2 separate regions of the Homo sapiens genome follow, and region 1 is linked to region 2. A link is a loop called in an ENCODE intact Hi-C map of the cell type or tissue named here. Cell type or tissue: PC-9. All regions are shown on one strand.

What was found. Hi-C counts contacts between places; a loop is a spot of excess contacts. Peaks named below come from ENCODE experiments on the same cell type or tissue, not always from the same donor. Only the 100,000 strongest peaks of a DNase experiment are listed, where the experiment ranks them.
Region 1: it touches region 2 in a loop (6-fold over the local background); 3 of 110 quality-filtered maps call a loop at or near these places.

What each region holds. Positions count from the first base shown.
Region 1 is chr14:102,971,585-102,974,084 of GRCh38, forward strand. It overlaps CDC42BPB (CDC42 binding protein kinase beta), which reads right to left. Exons shown (of 37, transcript NM_006035.4): 12 at 2,432-2,500; 13 at 335-577. Among named protein-coding and RNA genes, the nearest start is that of AMN, 50 kb to the left of the region's middle. In PC-9, a CTCF peak has its summit at 1,195 (motif pointing right); a DNase peak (open chromatin) is centred at 1,219.
Region 2 is chr14:103,070,787-103,073,286 of GRCh38, forward strand. No RefSeq gene overlaps it. Among named protein-coding and RNA genes, the nearest start is that of LBHD2, 12 kb to the right of the region's middle. In PC-9, no CTCF peak of the experiment used is centred here; a DNase peak (open chromatin) is centred at 1,015; H3K27ac peaks cover 832 bases.

The sequences.
Region 1 (2,500 bases), 99 kb before region 2:
CCGGCCCGTGATTTGCCTTTCTACTGCCACCTGCCCTGTGTGGACTGCAGGTGTCTTATTCACATAAGCCAGGCTGCATCACAGCACAGCATAAACACCCTCTATTTACTTAAAAGGGAATTAAAGAAAATCAGCACCACAAGAACCTTATTGTAATTTCACCAATATTGAGGAATGAGAACAACAAAATAAATGCTCGGCCGATCAACTTACTTGGCTCCACAGAAAATTTCTGACCCCTTTTACAGTAATGCAGCCCAAGATTTCAAAGACGTTTTATAAAAGTCACACAAATGTCCAGTCGATACCATCCCTGAACCATCTCCACAGCTACCTCTTTCCTGAGCTTCTCAGCTCTCCGCATTTCCTGCCGCATGGCGTCCACCTTCTGCGTGGCCACCTCCATCTCCTCCTCCTTGTCTCGCAGCTGCCGGGACACCTTCTGCTTCTGGGCACGGAGCTCTGCCATGCGCTCGTTCAGCTCCGAGAACTCCTGCAGGGCCAGCTTTCGCTGCTGATGGGCATCTTTGAGTTCCTTGGCCTGGGATTTCAACCGCTCTGAGGCTTCAACCAGTTGCTGAACAAAAACAATTATAGATGTTTTACGTTTGCCTAACAAAGGCTTGGAAGGCTGGAGGTTCGGTCTTCCATGATATTGAGGAGTTAAAAGCGACAGCCAATGCTGGTTACAGATTAGAGCCACAGATCTGAGCTGCTTGGAAAAAGACCTGTGCTCTGTCTCGTGCCAGCCACACAGGCAATGGGAAGGCCGCCTGGGCTCAGGTGCTGAGACCAACTGCACACCAAGAAAGGCCCCACAGGCCGGGCACAGTGGCTCACACCTGTAACCCCAGCACTTTTGGAGGCCAAGGTGGGCGGGTCACCTGAGGTCAGGAGATCGAGACCATCCTGGCTAACACAGTGAAACCCCGTCTCTATTAAAAATACAAAAAAATTAGCTGGGCGTGGTGGTGGGTGCCTGTAGTCCCAGCTACTTGGGAAGCTGAGGCAGGAGAACGGTGTGAACCTGGGAGGCAGAGGTTGCAGTGAGCCGAGATTGTGCCACTGCACTCCAGGCTGGGCGACAGAGCAAGACTCTGCCTCAAAAAAAAAAAAAAAAAAAAAAAAAAAAAAAAAAAAAAAAAAAAAAAAAAAAAAAAGCCCCACAACCACATGGGGGCAGCGTGCTTACAGGAGGACGCTCCGTAATGTCAGCCTCTGCCCAGTGTCACCTGCACAGCCGCAAAGCTGAATGAAGCATTTGGGCACTCAATCTAGTTACTTAAACATAAGCAAAATCAAAAAGAACACATATGACACAAAGTGCTGAAGGTGAAGTCACAGTGAAGAACTGTATAAAAACAATCGCTGGACAGCCTGCCCTTCAATGCAGACTGATGTGCGGATACTGGCTGTCACTCTGCACTCACCACGCTGATGACCCTGACCTCCCTGCAGCCAATCTGGTCAACTATCTGGCAGTTCAGTCACTGTCACACCTGCTGGTCTGAGATGGAAGTGACAAGACCCTGAGCAAGCTGGCAGGGCAGCTCCCACACGTGAAGGGGAGGCCTCCCCAGGCCTCTCTGGGCCCGCTGGGAGGTACTATGACCCTGTCAAGCAATGAGATGCCATGTGCCCCACACTGCACTTCTAGACAAATCACTCACGTGGATGACCCACAGATTATCTTAAGAAACAATCTGGGTTTGATACCTGGCACATTTTAGAGAACAGATCACAAACTACAGGTTCAAGAATAACATGTATCAATGAATGTATTTTAGAAAACACGCATATAATTGTGTTAGTAACATGCTGACACCTGAGCATAAAAGTTTCCCATATATTACTAAAAATGAAATTTATAAACGAATTATGGGGGGAAATCACCCAGATTTTAACACAGGGTCTCTGCTGCAGTTCCCTGTCATTACTAAGGGTCCCCTTCTAAGAGCAGAGGCCTGGTGGAGAGAAGGGGAGGGCCTGGCTCGGGACGCAGCGTGTGTTGCCACAGCCACCATGCCCTATGCACAGCCACCATGCCCTGTGGACGGCCACCATGCCCTGTGCACGGCCACCATGCCCTATCGACATCTTTCCTCGCTTTAGAATGCAGTGGGGTGCTGCTTTCTCTGTGGGTCTGAAGTGGAGACTGGAGAGGCTGATTGCGAGGTGGATAACCGCTGGGGGCAAGGGGGTGGAAGGCACCTGCCACTGGGAGCCAAGCTCTGCCAGCCGACGCGGGGGCTGTGCAGCAGGCAGGCGTGGCAGGGGCCCCGGGGCCAGGCTTGGCCCTGGCGTCCTGCATGCAGCAGGGACAGCCCATGGGCAGGAGTCCCAAGAGGTCTTCCATCATCGGCATGAACGTGACCTTACAGAATTCTGCAAAGTCCCGTAAGCCTTTCTCACCCCAAACTGAGCCACCTACCTTGTGCAGCTCCTCCTTCTCCTGCCGGACCACGCGGTGCTGCTTCTCCAGCCCCCGCAGCCGCTGCGT
Region 2 (2,500 bases):
AAAGCTGGACTGTGGGCCAGTGGCCCTGCATGCAGGCTTAAAACTTTCCTGTCAACCAGGGTCCCAGTAGGAAAGAGCTGGCACCCTCAAATTAGGGTAAGTCTAGGTGGGTCTATTTGGAAAGAGCCCAATGAGGGGGACCACCAGGGCTGGTGCAGGAAGGAGCTGGCAGCAGCACGGCTGTCACCACCCATGTACCACGTCTTCCAATGTCCCCAGGGCCACTGCCACCTCTCTCCTGGCTGTGTGTCTGGGAGGCCACCTGTGTGGGCGCCATCGGCCTGGGTCGTCTGGTTTGCACTTGGTGTCAGCTCCTGCAAGTCCTGATGGAGGCCGGGAGGGAGGGAGGAGACAGTAGAGGGTGTCGGTCTCCTGGCTCCTTCCCTGCTGCATGGCGCCGGGCAGTGACCCCGGCCAGAAGTCACTGTCCTGTCCAGACAGCCAAGAGTCAGCGACGCTGTCTGCTCTGTGTTCCAGTCTCTGCGGCCTTCACTTCTTCCTTCCAGCCGAGGGTGGGGCCAGCCTGTTCTCTCCCAGCCCCAGGGCTGGCGGCGCTGCCCGGCCTACGCTGTCCTTTCTGAGCCTGCTGCCTGTTGCTTCTAGGCACCCTGGTCTAGCCCTGGCCACAAGCCCTGCCCTCATGATCCCCTCGCAAATGTCCTTCAGGGCAACGCCCCACTGCAGCCAGGAATGTTCCCTGCATTGAAGAGCAGTGAAGCCAGCAGGGCCCACCTGAGACGCCCTGTGGGTCGGGGAGAGGGCTCACCCACTGACTCTGTGACCTCCGTGACCTCCAGTGCCTCCCCTGAAAGGGGAGGAGGAGCTGGAGGTCACAAAGTCTCCCGAAAGGGGAAGAGGAGCCTCTATTGTCATCCTCGTGAGGCTTCACGGAGGTTGCGGGTGCAGCCCGCAGTCACACTGGGGACAGAACGTACAGACAGCCTTCTGTGGTGCTAACAGGCAGCAGCCGATGACATGACGCAAGGTGAGAGGCTGGAGGCACTGACCAGCGCCGCCTGCGCAACCCGTCTGAGTGCCACTGCGCTCCCCTCCCCAGCGGCCTCGCCCAGCTTCCCTGGGCCGCCCGAGGCATCTTTCCCGAGGCTGGCGAAGCAGGCTTCTCTCCTGCCCAGAAGCCTGCCTGGGTCCTCACTGCCTTGGGGATAAAGCGGGGCTCCTGGGCCTCCATCCAGGCCCTTTGGAGCCTCTGATCTAGGATTTCCCTTCCCAGAGCCCACAGCACGACCTGAGGGAATTACTCACGCCCGGGTGGGGCGGGTGTGGAGGCTGGGCCAGGAACTCAAGGAGGGGCAGATGGAGAGGGCCGTTAGGAGGTACTAAGGATTCAGTCATGGCTGCAAACACTGCACATCAAGCCTGTCCAACCTGCCGCGGCCGAACGGGGCTCAGGATGACTTTGGATACAGCCCAACACAAATTCGTAAACTTCCTTTAAAAAAGGCCGGGCACAGTGGCTCACGCCTGTAATCCCAGCACTTTGGGAGGCTGAGGTGGGCAGATCACCTGAGGTCAGGAGTTTGAGACCATCCTGGCCAACATGGTGAAACCCCGTCTCTACTAAAAATTCAAAAATTAGCTGGGCGTGGTGGCACACACCTGTAGTTCCCAGCTACTCGGGAGGCTGAGGCAGGAGAATTGCTGGAACTTGAGAGGCGGAGGTTGCAGTGAGCCGAGGTCACACCTTTGCACTCCAGCCTGGCAACAGAGCGAGACTCTGTCTCAAAAACAAACAAACAAGCAAACAAACAAACAAACAAGAGCACTCATCTCAACAGCCTCTGTGTGCCCAGCGCTTCCCTCTCACCTGCTCAAATAGCTGCACGTGGCCTTGCTCCCCTCCTCACTGTGCAGATAAGGAAACTGAGGCTCAGAGTGGGCGAGAGACTCGCTCAGGGGCACACGGTGAACTGAGGGAGGTGCCTGGACTTCATCTAAGCTGGCGTGGTTGGCAGAGGCCGGGCATCGCCCCTGAGCATGGAGATGTCCACAGAGGCTTCAAGGCTGGCATATCCTGTCTGGGGTGCGGACTGAGGAGGCCCACTCTCTGGGAGAGGCGGTCTGAGGACACTCCTGTCCCTCTGGCCACCTTGTGCTTCTCAGAGAGTCGTCTCCAGATAGGACTGGCGGCAGCAGCGCCTGGAAACTTGTTTGAAATGCACCCCAGACCCACTCACCCAGAGTCACTGGGGCTGGGCCAGAGGGCTGTAGGCGATTCTGCTGCACACTCCAGGTTGACAGCCCCCGCTGTGGGCTCTAGAGTGACACCTGCGGTGCAGTTTCCCTCGAGGGCCTCTGCTGTTGGCCAGGACAGGCACTCACCTACCTCCTATTCCCAGCACCACCCTCCATCTCTGGTCAGGGCGAAGCAAGAGTGGAGGGAGGGAGGTTTGGGGACGTTCAGGGTGATATCAAGTCTGGACAGCTGCCATGGCCAGTCCACCACCTCCCTTGTCTGAGCCAGGGGCAGATCATACACTCA